Linked DNA regions of Mus musculus: region 1 is linked to region 2. Evidence: chromatin loops called from intact Hi-C (ENCODE). Cell type or tissue: heart. All regions are shown on one strand.

Region 1 (8,000 bases), 71 kb before region 2:
GCTATTCCGTGGTCTTGTTGCCTGAAATTGTTATTGTTTGTTATTTCTCTATGCTGTTTTTTGTAAGACATTGTATAAGTGCCGTGTGTCACTTTTCTAACCTCTCCACGTCAATGCTGTGACGGCAGCCCTCACAATGTATTCTCTTCATAATATCTGGAAACCTCTAAGGTGAGAAAGTCCTGAACTTTTAACCCTTTCTACCCAGAGCTATCTGGAATGTTGGTGACTTTTTATACTGTCATCCTTGGGTTTGTTTTGGGGTGTTTAGATATTTTTTTCCATTTGTATCTTCTGAGTTATTTTTTGTTTTTTGAGTCACACACCTTCCCAAAAAACCCTTAAGTCTTTTTCCTAAACCGTTTTTTATTTTCTTTTTTATCCCCTCCTTCCTATCACCCTGTGCTCCTTCAGTTTAAATATAAGAGACTGAGTAGACCCTGGGAAGGGAAAAACAGGTAGAGCTTAGCCCTACACAAACCCTAAAGACCGTGTCTGCTTTTTGATAAGGGTTTCATGGTATGCCCTCGTGTACAATATTTTTATACACCCTGGAGTTAAATGGCTTTTTGGTGGTCCAATCTTTCAAGAAGTTTTACTTTTGTTTCTTAAACACCCCTATGTAATGCTGAGTCAGCCTTTGGCTCGGGATTCTCAGACGCATGTGGACACCTGAATATGCAAGGTGTCTTCCTGAAAAGCCCACACATTTCAAGTGGTTGGCCATGTAAGAGGAGATCAGCTGCTCTTCACCACAATTACTACCAAATACTAGGACTAGTTCCTGCTGTTGCTCTCGAAAGTGCCATATTCCTGAGTCTGGCTTCATATGAGCAGATGTCTTGTTCTGACAGACCCCAATGTCATGCCTACAGTCCAAACACACACCCAGCCTCTGGGAAAACACACCCTGCAAGCTTCTGGTCTCAGCTCCCTTTTCCTTCACACCCTCCCTCCATTTGATTTAATGTGTGTGTGAATGTGATAGCCCTGAGATGGAAAGGATTAGCCTCTCACAATGCAAAAAAAAAAAAAAAAAAAAAAAGTTCCCTCCTTCCAGCACGCGCACTTCCAGTGACATGATTGGTGTTAGCCCACTGTTTACCACTGCCGGGGCCTTCCTTCATCCTTGAGGGCTATTTTGTACTTTCTGCAGCACTCAGCTCACTAACAGTGATCACACACATTCTCAGTCTCTCTATGGTGGTGTGTAGGTACACGTGTAGAAACACAAGAGAATACCAGTTGTATTTCATAGACCATCTCGTTCACAATCTATTTAGTTATTAATGATATAAATCTCAAAAAAAAATCTTGACTTTTTTTTTTCCCCCCATGGAAGCCAACTGCCCTCCTTCCTCTTAACCCACCTGCGGCCCCCGCAGAGGCTCGGGTCAGGCAGGTACTTTCTGTTGAGCTCGGTTTCTGATTTTGCAGGCGACCAAGACCGTCCATTGAGGCGAGGGCTTGGTTTTGCATGTTTCATTGTTAGAAAGTTAGCCTTCCTCAGAGACAGACTGTCCTTCCTCTCTCAGTATCAAAAGGAAACGCTGCAAGGGTGCGCAGGGCCTGTTTCCGGAAGACAAAACACAGGGAAACTGCATTTTTAAAAATCAAGTGTAAAGCATATAGACTTTTAAAACTCACTCAGAGAACTCTGATCAGATGGCACCTCCACGGTGTGACAAGTTCATCTTTCCTTCACCGCAGGGGTTCTAGTTCCTTGGCTTGTGCTACTCTGGAATCATTTACTGTTTCTGTCTTTATTATCTTAAGTGCTAATTAAAAGAAAATAAAACTTAAAAAAATGTAGTTTCATTACCTTTTGAATAATGTCATACAAAAATGTATTTGTGTTTTTGTGCTGTGGGAATTGTTGTTTGTAGATTAATAATACCATTTTGTTTAGAACTACAAAATAGTTTTTAAATATTGTCTGAGAAAAGCCAAAGTTAATGCAACCTAGTGGAAACTGTAAGACCATTTGAGTATTGTTTCTGTTTTATTGATGCATTTGGATTTTGTTGTTTGATGGAATTTGAGCCAAAAAACAAAAATGCAGGCTTTCCTATTTCTACAACTGATTGTACTTACGCATTTTGTACCAGTGGGATTTTTTATACTGGAGATTAAAAAAAAATGGAAATTTTTGTGGCTTACTCTTGTGGGCCCCCTGACAATGACTGATTTCAAGTTTGATTTCTGGTTGATAGGAAGAAAGTTGCTTTTCCTTTAAGAATTAAAAACTTTGGCTTGATTTCTTTTTTTCCCTTTGCTTATATCTAGCATTAGAATTTTGTCTTAAAATACAGCGGTAAGTTTCACTCTTTATTCTGTACTGTGCAGTTACACAATAAGATAATTAGATTTAGAAGTACTCAGTCACTTTAAGTGGATAAATGTATTAGTTAAACTTTAGGAGTTTGCTTTTTTGCTGTTTAGATCGAAGTTTTTTCTGACCCTTCTGTCCTCATTGTGAACATAACCGTGTAGTTGAAACAGTCAGACTTATTTTTGTAATGTATGTTATTGTGTGATGCGGTTTTTTGCTTCTGTCTCCAATATTAAACCATTTTCCTAATACTTGTTTCTCTCTCTGCGTGTTGTATTGTTGGTAATCATTCTGTGTTGGTGACACATCTACACAACCTCACTGTTGCACGTATCTGTTCTTTTCTTTATGTTGTGTAAAAAGATACAGTCGATTCCACCTAAGTGAATATCTGATTTGGGACACGAAGAAACTACACATCCCACCTCTGGTTCATCCACAGCCTACCCCTGACTGATGCTTCCAAGACAATACGCCTTTCCCTCTGATCCCTCTAGGACCGCCTAGAGGGCTACACTTGGCAAGGCATTTTATGGTCTTTTGACCACACATGTTCTTTCCTCTCCCCTCCCTCCTATCCACAGTTCCTAACATCCGTGAAGTCTCTCCTATAAACCTTAAGAGGGACAGAAGCAGTAGACCCAGGGCTTCTTCATCTACCTTCAGGTACGAAGTCTCATGACTACAGTCAGGGTTAGAGAGGGTTAGAAAGCCCTTATAAAAGAGGCACACCCTCAGGGAGAGGTAAAATAAAGCCAGCTGGCCAACAGCGGGCAGCTAAAAACCATTAAGCTTAGGTGTGTGCTGCACTGATCAATGGGTATGTATAGAAGTGCATTTCTATTCGCTCATCAATTTAATCCAGGAGTAGCTTCAATTATTACCACTCACAGAAGTGGGAAGACTTCCAGGTATTCAATGAGGGAGGTGGGGAGAATTCTGCTCAAGTCCTTGCTGTCTGTTTACAAAGGGGAGCTCAGAATGCCATAGGTCCATTGTCGTCCCCCCTCCCCCTCCCCCCCCCCCACCGCAGTAGACACAGGATAGGAAGGAGATGTGCTCTCACTGTACCCAACCCCTGATCAGAGAAGAACTGCCCCACTGCCCATGCTGTGACAAGCCCTCCCCGCTCTACTGTCTACTTGCTCAGGAGTCTGGCTGCCCTCAAAGAGTATTTCCCATGGCTATCTGCTCCCTTCTCTTCTCGCCCGTGCCAGGACACCTGAGCTGGTGTCAGCGAAAGCTCTGGCTGCCCACCCTCTGGTTTCAGCTGGCCCCTCAGGCCCCTTTCTTCAGTCAGGTCAACAACCATGGGCCTACCAAACAGAAGAAAGGTGGCTCTTTCCCTAGGCCAAACCTCTCACTGGGCATGAGGTTCCGAGCCCTGCTCCTACTCTGACAAAAGCTGATTCCTAGTGACACCTGTGCTGGCTTTCTCAGGGCGGGGCCTGCTTGCTCAGTTGCCTCTGAAAGGCCACTGCTTCACTAGTGAGGGAAGACCAAAGTGTGGTTTCTTTTTCTTTTCTGGAGGAATGGGCGGCATCAGGGAGGGAAGGCCTGGGAAAGAGGATGGTAAAATTTGTTCCAAGATGTGTTTCTTTTTGAAATCCTAATATGACCACCATTCAGCACAGGGCATGATGTTCGCGCACTGAAAGACAAACTGGGCTTTTCTACCGAAGACACAAAGGCTCGGTCCTGTAAGCACTTGTGACTATAAAGTCAGCCGCTGCTTAAATTCACACTCAGCGTTTATTTTTTGTGTAACTCCCACCATGGTTGTGAGCAGGTCTGCCCATGCACAGGCCACCATGAGAAGCCAGACAACTGTCAGCATTCACTGGCTGATGGAAGCCATATGCCTGCCAGGCCGAAGCAATGGGGTGTGATCTGCAGGCTCGTAGCTAGCAGGCTAGGCAATGCAGTGAACACAAGCGGACCATGCATCGTTCCTGATAAGTGAATAAAACACTGTGGCCAGACAATCAGCTTATTCACTTATCAGGAATCGACTGTTCTACTAATTCACTGGTTTTGTTTTTCATTCTGTTGTAGTTCACTATTTTTGCTGTGTTCTGTTTTTTTTTCCTCTCATGCTTGGGCAAATTCACTGGAGATATTACCTTCATGTGACCATGAACCGTTTCTATCGAGTGAAAATGGTATCTTAACAAAATCTATGCACTTGCTATCAGGAACACAATACTGGATGTGTCTTATATATATTGAACTATATAGTACTCGATTTCTTAAATAAAGCTTAAGAAAGGATTTGTGTGCAAAGTGAATGTGATTCTTTCTCAAAGCAGTGTCTTTAAGGGGTATTGTTCATTTAAGTCTTCAATGATATAGGATATTTTTCATTAAAATTATAGCATTGTCTTTATGAATTAATATTCAATAAATGGACTTTGGAAACAAAAAAAGTGAAGGGGGAAGTTCTTCTGAGTACATTTTAGCAAGGGCCTGGAGACCTGTCTTTTTGGTGGCTGTGGCTAAACTCTAGCCAAGTGCTGTGTGCAACAAAGCAAAACAAACAAACAAAAAAACACAATCCTTTCACCTCCCAAGACCACTAGAAAGTACCTATCTGCATCCTAGCCTAGAAAGCCCACTGCCTTCTGAATGTGTAATCTCCTTGGGCTCTGAAGAAAGGGACAATAGAGGGATGCAGGCCACTAATGGCAGCGTGTGGGTCAGATGAGGTGACACTAAAGCCATTTTCTGTGGAGGACATGAGCAGTTCTATTCTGGACGACAGAATGAGGAACAGCAGAGCAAGCGTTTGATCATTCTGGGTGAGATGGTAAGATTTCAAAGTCACTCCTTGCGAGAGGGAGCAGGCCTGAGTTTGCAGGCTTTCCAGGAAGGCCTGCTGCTTGGCCCTTTGAGAGGATTTTGACTTTTTCTACAGGCTTGCAGTTTGAAAAAAATGGCATTTCTATTGGATCTCTCCACCTTGGAGCATTTTAAGTTAAATTTGTTTCACTTTCTTGCATATGAGTCTAAGAAAAACTAAATATCTGCCTGCACAATGGCACAGGCATCTATCTAATCCTTTATGAAACAGATCTTACCCTTTATGGGGAACAGAAACTCTTCTTCCATTCTCTGTCTCTTCCCACCTCAAATTTCCAATTTCTAAACCTGTAACACACCCCAAAACTGAATGCTTGTTGTCAGAGGCCAGGGTCAGGTACATGTTGTCAAATCAAGGGAGGGGCTTGATAACCTCCCCTTGGTGGCACCGTGCTGTCTAAAAGAGGTAACATTGAAAACATTGGTGTGCTGGATCTGGGCTCAGCCATTAAGAGCTGGCCATTCTTTTAAGACCATGTCCAAGGCCATAGGCAGGAGAGCTGTAAGCCTCAGCAGCACAAGAGACATGCAAGCTAGCACATTCCCCTCTCAGTAGGTCAGCAACCCGGAGTCTGGAGTGTTCCAGGCCTGGGAATTCAGGGTGCAACAGTTGTCTCTGAGTTGATCAGTGCCAGGAGCTGCTTCATGGGGAACAATGACATTTTCTTTAGCCTTACTGATGGTCACTAAACCAGCCTGGTATCAGCTTCTCCTTGATGCTTCAGAGGGATATGTTTAAGACAAAAATGTGTGTCTATAAACAGAACACACACAGGCACTGTGTCCTGTAATGAGTCACCTTAGCTTAAGTCCCACATAAGGATCTCCAAGTGTGGATTTGCTGGAGAGCCCAGTTTGAATGCCAGCTCTCTCACTAATTACTGTTGTAGCCTGTGTGTGTTTTAATTTCACCATTAACATAACAAGGTGAAACTACCTAGTATATGTGAGCACACTCAAAACAGTTGGATTTCAACATAACTGTTCAGTAAGACTCAATGAATGAATAAATAGCAGCACAGTCAAAGCTTGGCACTCTGCTTGCTGTCCTCTCAGGCATGCCTAGAGCCTCTCAAGGCTCTCCCTGGGTTTCATGGGTAACTCAGTCATGGCTGGCTAGAATCTACAGTCTTTTCATCTGAAAAGACTGTACTACCAAGTCCTAGAACAGATATTTCCCCTTCCTAAGAAATTGTCCAAAGGTGACAACTGTCCCCATGAAGCCAGCAGGCTGCTTAGGACCTGAGACAGCAAATTAACACATTATTCTCACACCAAGCTCCTCCCAGCTCTTCCAGTTTGTAGCCAACACGGAAAAGACAAGGTCACCTGTAGGTCTGCCTCTCAGGGACTTGCAGATTCTAGACCTTTCCAAGGCAAATTGATATCTTTAGCAACAACCAGGCTAGGTTTGTGTGTGATCGTGCTGGGGAGAGCAAAGGTGGGTCTCAGAAGTACAGAGAGAGCTGAGTGGAGTGCGCGCTATGTCATCCTAATTAACCAAAAATGCTCTGTTTCTGTTGTTTTACTGAGCACCATGTCATGTTTCATTTAGAAAGCCAATTTTGTTAGTCAAAGCACACATAAGTTACTGCTTGGCCACAGAGTAACTGACAGCAGCTTTTCACTACACGTGGAGCCTCCTTCATCTCCCTGTAAAACTTGGTAATACAGCACAGCATCTGCTAGTCACCAGGTACTGAGCACATGTGCGTGCCTGTCTCCCGGCAAGATGCATGCTCTCTAAGGGAAGGGACCAGCTCTTATCCTCCCTGTATCAGTGCCTCATACAGAGCCTGGTGATCATGGAGGCAGGGAAAGAGGATGGGTCAGAGGGCAGACAGGATGGATGCAGGAATGTGGCCAATGATTTGACTGGGATGATAGCAAAGCATTCTTTGTTAGATGGGAAATAACCCAGGAAATTCATAGAGAAAGAGGTCTGACTGGAATGGGTTGAGGATGATAGAAATTAAAAGCCTCATAGCAAAAGTCAGGAACCACTTTGGGAGGCCTAAGACAGAAGTGATAATGAGGAAGAATAATTGTGCTTGTGAGCCCCAAATATGCAGGAAGAAACTTCCCTCTGAGTCCTTAGGCACTGAGTCCTCAATGGCAGGATATGCCTGTAAATGGTTCAAATCCACCTTGGTTCTACTGCAGATCTCTTTTAAGTGATTTTTTTCATCCTTTCAGGGAAGTTTTCTACCCAGGGATACTCCTCAATTTTCTAACAGTTAAGCCAGAGGAGCTGTAAAACTGAATACAATACTAGAAAACTATGAATGGAAGCAGCTGGTTGTAAGGCCCTTCTGAGAAACAGTTCCTCTGATTCTTCTTGTGTTCTTGTTGGTCATGGCAAGCTGGAGTCTATAGCTGGCTGGACTCCACCAGCAGTACATTAGAACTGAGCCACTGTAACAGCCTTGAAGGGGCAAAATGGTCACAGTGCTTCCGGGACACCAGTGGGCCCAGGGATGGCCTCAAGTCCTAGAAATGTATCTCAACTTGTCCATAGATTCCAAAGAGGTAGGGCATAATCCACTAATCATTCATTTGTTCAAAAGACCTGCTGTAAACAGTTCTCTATACCAACTACTTGGATAGGAACCAGGATACACAGAAAAGTAATACACCATCCCTGTCCGGGGGATACTGTCACCACTGATACCTCTGCCCAGTAAAGATAAGCATTTCAAAAGAAGTCTAATCAAACCACATTCCTTCTACAAAGGCACTAGTGCACCATACTGTCAGTATGCAGAAGACTCATGATGGGTGGCCAGTCACCCAGACTCTCTAGCTCCTG
Region 2 (8,000 bases):
TACCTTCCCTTGGTGCTCAATAAATCTTTATACATGTCTTCCCAGTGTTCAAGTCATTCTATGATCTCTGCCTCCTGTCTGAACCCACACAGACATTCTAGCAAGGACTGTGTATCAGGCATTGTTCTCAAAGTGAATTTAATGTTGGACATAAAATAAAACTAGAATAAGTGTGTATTTATTCCAACGGCTCTTAGGTACTGGGCAGCTCTAACAAGGGGCTCGGTCACTGAGGATCTTTGCTAACAGCTATGGGAACTAACTCAGGCAGCGTGCAGTTCTGTGGCAGGTACCACTGTGGTCCCTGATTGGCAGGCTGGACTGAGAGAGGGCAGGCGAGGGCTCAACATGACAGTAGACAAGAATTCCCGGTGCAAGTCAGACCAGCATTGTGCATGTCTCCTGACTCCTTGCTAGGGTCAGACAGAAATGTTCCCTCTACGTATGGGGACTGAGACTCCTCGTCATAGGAGATGGCGGAAACCTCACGCTGTAACAAAGAAAGAAGCACACAGATTCAGAGATGGGAAGACAAAGGTCCCAGAACTCAGACAGAACTCAAGATGGACAGTTAATCAAGTTCAGATATTAAATCTGGAAGACTCTATATGACACATTCCTTGATTCTATAGAGAGAAGGGGGCCCTTCACAAACAATGGAAAGAGACAAACAGACAAGTCAGCCCATGTCTGTGAAGGGCAGACATCCCCTGTCCTGTTATCAAGGGATAGTTATATTAGTCAACTCTTTTCAATATAGATGGTAAAACAAGTAACCCAACAGGAAGCTCTCGGGCTTCTGGGTGATTCTGGCTCTTACCTTCATAAGTCAGGGACAATGAAGTTGTACTGGACTTGAGAGACTCCATCTACCCGGGCCTCTGCCAGAGGCATCTTGTTTAGAGCGTGAGGCTGGAGAAAGAAACACACACTGGCACTTACACAGGAGAATGAACGGTGGAGGGCCAGAGAGCAGAGGACACAGCCTCCCTGATTCATCATCCGAGGCCATTCCACTGTCTCCAACACCTGCAGGTTCCCCTGTGCGGAAGTTAGAGACCGCTGCTGTTCTCTGTTCATGGACACAACAGAAGTTCTTCTTCCCTAACCGGCACAGAACAGGGTAGGAGTGGGACTCTGAGGCTGGAAATCCAACAAAAAAGTACAGTATGGGTCTGCTCCTTCTGACGACAAGAAGGGTCTTGCTTGGTGCCTTTCCCCTTGTCTCTGGGATTGCTTCTCAGCTCTTCCTTCATGCTCACATGGTGTGTGTGTGTGTGTGTGTATCTCCAGTTTCCTCTTTTTAAAAGGACATCAGTCATATGATAGCCTCCCTCCACTATTAACAGCTTCATTTTAACTAGTTGCGTCTGGAAAGAACCCCTCTCTAAACAGTCATGTGCCAAGGCACTGTGTTTCAGACACCAGCATGAGAGTTTGGGGTAATACAAGCAAGCTATTAAATAGGGAGGTAACAGTGGCCCCGTCATCACTGAGAGTTATGAAAGAACGTTACAGCCGGGCATGGTGGCGCACGCCTTTAATCCCAGCACTTGAGCTCAAACCCCTCAGACAGAGCACTTGGCTATAGCAGCCCAAGCAGACTTAGACAGAAGAGAGGAGGCTGCCGGCTTTCCCCCACTCTCACTGGGACTTGAAGGACTGGGACTTGGCAATCTATTCATGAGGCATAGATAGGGGAGCCGGCAGAGCAGGGGCCCTGGGGAGGCCCATTCTGCACACTGGAAAAGAGATCCCAGGGGAGCCTGGAGAAGTGATCGCACCTTCTCCCAGCTCTGAGAGAGGATTTGTAATTGGCTGCCAGAATGTTCCTGCTGCCTGAGATGGGTCCAGCCAGCACCTTCCCAACTGCTGCAGAATCACACACCCTGGCCTGGTGCAAAATGCTACTGCCACAGAATGGTCACACCTCCCTCTCCCCTATGAGCCTGGGGATGGTGGCAGGGCAGGAAGCAGGCAGGCGTCTGCTTCCTGGCTTTGGGGGGTCATGCATTCCATTAAGCAAGGATGTCTAATAAGCCAAACACACTTCTGTATTTGTTTTTAAGTTAACTGTGTTTATGACTATGCTAGTGAGAGAGCACAGAACGCACATGCCCAATAGTAATATTTAGTGTGGGAGACAGAAATAAATGTGGGCAAAGGTCAAATCCGGGCTTCTGATTCCAGGCAGCTCCCTGATCTCCCAGATGCACATGTTCTCTTCTTCGGAGAGTTCTACTTTCCACGACATACTGATCCTACAACAAACTCAGAGTTAATTGAGCTGCTTAGCATGCTCACGGGTGTCCTTGCGCATTGCAAAAGACCACCTTCTCACCTTCTTCCTAAGGGACTGGGTCGGAGCAAACCTGGGGAATTAGAGAGGTGGTGAGAAAGGTCCCTAAATTTTGGCCTTTAGAAGCCTCTCCTGACAGAGAACAGAGTTGTCTGAATACGTGCCCCCAGGGGGGCTGTGAAGATTGAGCCAATGGAGATCATTTCAAAGAGTAATTAGCACAAAATGGAAGCCGGATAAATGACAGGCAGTCTGTTGTTATAGCTACCAATGATCTGGACTAGTGGGACCCTTCGTTTCAGTGCCCAACCTAAAGAAAGGATAGCATTCCAATGAATGCTCTTATGACGTCTGGGCTGGTGGCAGGATTCTGAGATACAGAAAATGCCTCGTTTCTGGACAGTAAAGATTACAGGGAATTACATCCCAGGCTAGAGGGGGCACAAACGCTGAACTGTACCTCACTACTTCTTCCCTTCCTCTCTTAATCAATGAAACCCTTTACTAAGGACAGCTGGGTGTATGACCTGCAGATTAGAAAGTATACTTCCCAGAACCCACTGCAGTTACGTGTGACTAGCTAGATTCTGACCCACAAAGTGGTTTGTGTAAGTTACAGACCATTTGCAGGAAGAAACGTCTTATGTAGACTGGAAGTTAGCTGTGATGGAATGACTCTAACCCAATCCTGCAGGCAAAGAAGTCACTCTTGTGGCTAGAAGACAGTGTGGGCATGGACCTCGGGTCCCCAGGGATCCTGTGGAGACAAAACTTTAATATCCAAGGCTCCCTTGCCCTATCCCACTAGTGCCTTCCTTGTCACTGAGAAGCAGACTAGAAAGAAAGAGGTGGACCAGTTTGCCTCTGGGGTCGAGGATTCCAGACCAAGAGGAGCCTGGATGTGGGCTGGATGGACAAGATCGCACAGGATCTGGACAGAACCAGCTGTGTGGAGGGGTGGGTGGGTCATGTGTAACTGGACCAGACACTGCGTCAGCACAGAAGATGTCCTCCTCTTCTAAGTAAGTTTCCTTCTTAACTAACTTACTTTCTTTCTTTCTTTCTTTCTTTCTTTCTTTCTTCCTTCCTTCCTTCCTTCCTTCCTTCCTTTCGTTGTTGTTGTTGTTGTTGTTGTTGCTGTTGTTGTTGTTGTTGTTTGAGACAGGGTTTCTCTGTATAGCTCTGGCTGTCCTGGAACTCACTTTGTAGACCAGGCTGGCCTCAAACTCAGAAATCCACCTGCCTCTGCCTCCCAAGTTCTGGGATTAAAGGCATGTGCCACCACGCCCGGCTCTTGACTACCTTTCATCTGAGCTCATTCTAAGCCCTGGCTATGCATGCACTGCCTGACCAGCACTGGTCTGAGGGCTATCAGCAGAGGGGATGCTGTAGCTACCCGAATGCACTGTTTGTTTTCAGTGGACATTGCTTGCCCTACCCTTCCTTTCTTCCTTCCTGTGGACAGCAACGTGAAAGAGCGACTCAGTTTCTAGCTCAACAGTGGACTCAGCGTAAAGGTCAGCAGAGTGACAAGACAGAAGACGCTGTGTTCCTGTCCACATGTAGATTGAAGTCATTCTAATGAGGCGCACTTGAGCCTGTATGTGAATCCTGCCACTAGGTGGCGCATTGCAGACTAGCATTTGCCAGAAGCAAGCACTGAACTGCCGTCTAGGGACCTACTGTCTTCTATCTCCCTCCCTAACTCTGTAAAACCTGGCTGAGACCTTGACTCATTCACGCCGCTGTTGTCTACTTTCAGATGACAACAGTGGCTGTTGTCCTCACAGGTGTGTGTGAGCCTCAGGTAAAGCGAGGCTGTAAAATTCAGAGGCCGCTTAGAGATGTGGTGGTATCTGGGGGTTGCAATCCCTGCACTCAAGGGACTGAGGCTCGAGGGTACTGAGTTTGAGACTAACCTGTCTCCAGGAAAAGAGAGGAGGTGGAGCAAACTCTAAAGTTGCTATGACAGCAAATTAGCTTAGCAATCACTGGGTAGAGTTCTGAGAATTCTTTGCCCTAGAGTGGCATGTTCTAAATTTCCAGCCAATGGGAAAACAACAACAACCCAAAACAAGACAATAAGGAAAATCTCCTCGGGCAATGTGAACCAGCCGGCTTGTCTCCCGGAATCAATCAGTCATTCCCATGTTGGGGGAAAGCCTGCTGAGGCATGCGGTGGGTGGGCTGCTCAGGGTGGTTAAGTCCCCTTCCCTTTTGGGCTCCAAACACCACGATCAGAGGACTGCTGAGCCCGCAAGTGTGCTGATTTCTCCACATGAAGCTATTGCTGCCCAGGAAGCCATAGGGTCACCTGGAGGTGGCACTAGGCAGAGAGACACAGGAGAGCCACTGTTGCTGCCTTGGGTTCAGCCTCCCTCACATGCCCTGCTGGGTTCCAGGAAGACTCTGGGTCCTCAGTGAGCCTTAATCTCCTCCACTGGGAAATAAGGCCCCTGTACAACAACAGCCCAGCACCCGAGGAGTGATGAACACTGACATCACACTCACAGGACAGAAAACAGCTCAGTATACACTGTGCCTTCCACATACACTTGTTCGTGGGCATCATACATGCATATGCACGCACGCACGCACGCACACACACACATATACCAATAAAAATATTTTTCAAGTTATTAAGAAGTATGGCGTGGTGTGGTGTGTCTACACGTCCCCATGGGTGTGTGCATGGTTTGCACGCAGACATGTGCTCACCTGTGGTATGTGGAGGACAGAGGCAATGTCACTTGTCTCCCTCCGCTGCTTTCTATTTTATGCTCTCTCCAAACCTGGAGCTCAGCAATGCAGGTAGTCAGCTGGCCAATAAGCTCTATAAACTAGCCCCCCATCCCACCCTACCCCCACCCCACATCTATAATAACAAACATCTACCGCCATGCCTGACTTTGACACAGTGATGGAATCTGAACTGAGCACGTTACCAACTGAGCCATGTCCCCAGTCCCTAAAAAATACACCTTTTGAAAAGTGGAAGAGTTGAAGCACATTTAAATGCCTGATAATCCCTGACTTAGCTCATTTTCAACACATAGCCAGTCTTGTTTGACTATATCATCTGCTTCTTCTCACCCATAATTATTCCAATACTTATCTCATTTCGTCTGTGTCTTAATCTGTAACTCTAAATGATAGACCCTTTAAAAAACAGAACTGTGCTTTGATCAGACCTCAAAATAATTTAATTAATGACAAGAAGACCGAGGCCTATATTCTGTGTATATTTAATAGTTATAAACAGGGTGGGTGGGTAGCTCGTTAGCAAACTACTTGTCAGCGTGGGGCCTGAGTTTGAACCCAGCACCATCCTAAAACTATAGACATAATGTCATATGCTCATAACCCCAGTGCTGGAGTCAGAAACAAGAAGATGGCTGGTGGACCTAGCTTACTCTGTGAAGCCCAGGTCCCAGTGAGGGACAAAGTGGAACAAAGAGTCAGAGAACAAAGTGAAAGGCAGGAATTATGTGGCACACACCTTTAATCCTGCTTGAGAGGCAGAGGCAGGCAGGTCTCTGTGAGTTCCAGGCCAAACAGGGCCACCTAGGAAGACACAGTCTAGAAGAACCAGGTGAAGGAATCCTCAATAATGATGCCCTGGGTTGACCTCTGGCAAAGTCTCTCTGCCCCCGGCTACTCACCTGCACCTCCAACATGAATGTACACAATTAACAACGGAAGCAGTGAGTTCCTCACGAGAATGTGGTCATTCTTCCACTCACACACTGAAGCCGACTTCCAATGGGCAATTCTTAGTTTCTTGGAGTTCCACAGTGGCCCGAGGCATTCTGGGACAAGCTTGTCTCTGTTTTCCCTGGCTCACCTTTTTCTCACCACAAGGAGCCTTGCACTTACATATGTAGGTCCAAGCTGAGCACACCTATGGCTCCCTTAGCCACCAAGGAAGGGGCTGTGAATTTGGGCTTGGAAGCACCTGGCAGGGAAGCCACAGTCCCACTGTCTAGAAGAAAGGGCTCACTCCACATCACTTAGCCAGGCGGGTTCCCCATCCCAGTGGGAAAGGTGGCATTAATGGTAGGTGTGAACAGTCTGTTCTTATGATGGCTCTGGCAGGGAGACAGAGCCTCTGCCATCCTGTGCACTGCACCCCTGGAGTTATCACCACACATTCTAAATGTAAGCAAACACATACACACAAGTCACAAGTCATATGTAGACTTGATGTGTCACAGAGCATGATTGGCTGGGGTAAGTGCAGGACATATTGTCGAATAACTCATGAAGAAAGAAGAGTCTAAGGGAGCCAGCAACTGCAATGGATCCGACCGGCAGAAAGCAAACACAGGAAAGCAATTTCCTGTTGATTTGAGATGGTTCTGCCAAAAGAAACTAACAGGACTCAAGTTACATTAACTCATGCTATGTTTTCAGCGGCTCCTAGACAGACCGTAATAAGCCAAAGTGCATGTAAGAAAAGCAGGCCTAAATTGAGTTGCAAAATCCATATTCTAGGACCTTGACGAAATGCCCTTGAAAGGATGCAGATTTGTTCTTTGCAGCAAATAAAGTGTTTATGCCCTGGCCCCTCCCTGGGAAGGGGGCGTGTCCTATGAGAAGGGAGCCATGGCTCAGTCACCCTGGGCCATTTGCTCCAAGTGCCATCTTCACACTTGCCTGGCAGCACAGTCAGAGCCCCTCGCTCCTCACTTGGGGAACTGGCGCTACCTTCTCCAGCTCCGTTTCCCACCAGCTCTTACCGGAGTAGGAGTGGTGCTTGAGGGTGCTCCAGGCTTCACAGATGCAGCATGCACTCAACTGCCTCCGAGTGAGGCACAGGCTTCTTACACGCGTTCACGCGACCGGCCAGGAAGAACGCAGCAAACCGGAATCTTCTGCGGCAAAGCTTTATTGCTTACATCTTCAGGAGCCAGAGAGCAAGAGAGCAAGAAAAAGAACAAGAACAAGAAAGCAAGAGCGCAAGAGCAAGAGAGAGCAAGAAAGCAAGAAAAAGAACAAGAACAAGAAAGCAAGAGAGAGAAAAAGAATGGCAAAACCCCGTCCCTTTTAAGGAGAATTATCCTCCGCCTAGGACGTATTACTCCCTGATTGGCTGCAGCCCATTGGCCCAGTTGTCATCACGAGAAATGCAGAACACATGGCGGGAAAACTGCCCCTGCACGTGTGCAGATTATGTTTAACACTTAGAACACAGCTGTCAGCGCCATCTTATAATGGCAAATGTGAGGGCGGCTCCTCACACAGGCTCTTCCCACAGAATGAGATGGAAAAAAAATCAAAGGCTGCGTCCAGAGAGGAGGTGGGACCAGAAAGATGTGAGCGGTGATTGGGAGAGCCAGCAGAGCTCGTGCATACATCCTTTCTGGCTCTGAAAAAGAGCTACATTGCCACCCATGTTCTGGACGGGTAGCAGGGGTCCAGACCCTGGGACACTGTTATGAGCAGTGGCCACTCGGTGACACTTGTCCAGCCAGAGAGGCTGAGAAACGGAGAGAAGCCCCAAGCCAGGGGACGGTTCCTCTTTCCCGCCTTAAAGATGGTTTCTTAGGATCTGGCTGTGAAATGTCCCCTATAGCCTCAAGCGTCTGAGCTTTTGGTTCCAGCTGATGGTGCTGGAAGGTCCAGGAGATTGTTGAAACTAGGCACCTGGCTGGCTGACTTGGGGCTATGTGGAGCTCAAGGATAAAAGGCTGACCTGGCT

Evidence for each region. A loop is a pair of places that touch in the nucleus more often than their neighbours do. Peaks named below come from ENCODE experiments on the same cell type or tissue, not always from the same donor. Only the 100,000 strongest peaks of a DNase experiment are listed, where the experiment ranks them.
Region 1: a loop joins it to region 2, with 2.4 times the contacts of the local background. A loop is called at or near these places in 3 of 42 quality-filtered maps.

What each region holds. Positions count from the first base shown.
Region 1 is chr2:6,536,452-6,544,451 of GRCm38, reverse strand. It overlaps Celf2 (CUGBP, Elav-like family member 2), which reads left to right. Exons shown (of 14, transcript NM_001110228.1): 14 at 1-4,758. Among named protein-coding and RNA genes, the nearest start is that of Gm52546, 62 kb to the right of the region's middle. In heart, no CTCF peak of the experiment used is centred here; a DNase peak (open chromatin) is centred at 4,171; H3K27ac peaks cover 810 bases.
Region 2 is chr2:6,465,275-6,473,274 of GRCm38, reverse strand. It overlaps Gm13391 (a long non-coding RNA gene), which reads right to left and starts at 7,196. Exons shown (of 3, transcript XR_373980.2): 1 at 7,039-7,196; 2 at 821-912. In heart, a CTCF peak has its summit at 3,919 (motif pointing right); DNase peaks (open chromatin) are centred at 1,854 and 3,946; H3K27ac peaks cover 1,790 bases.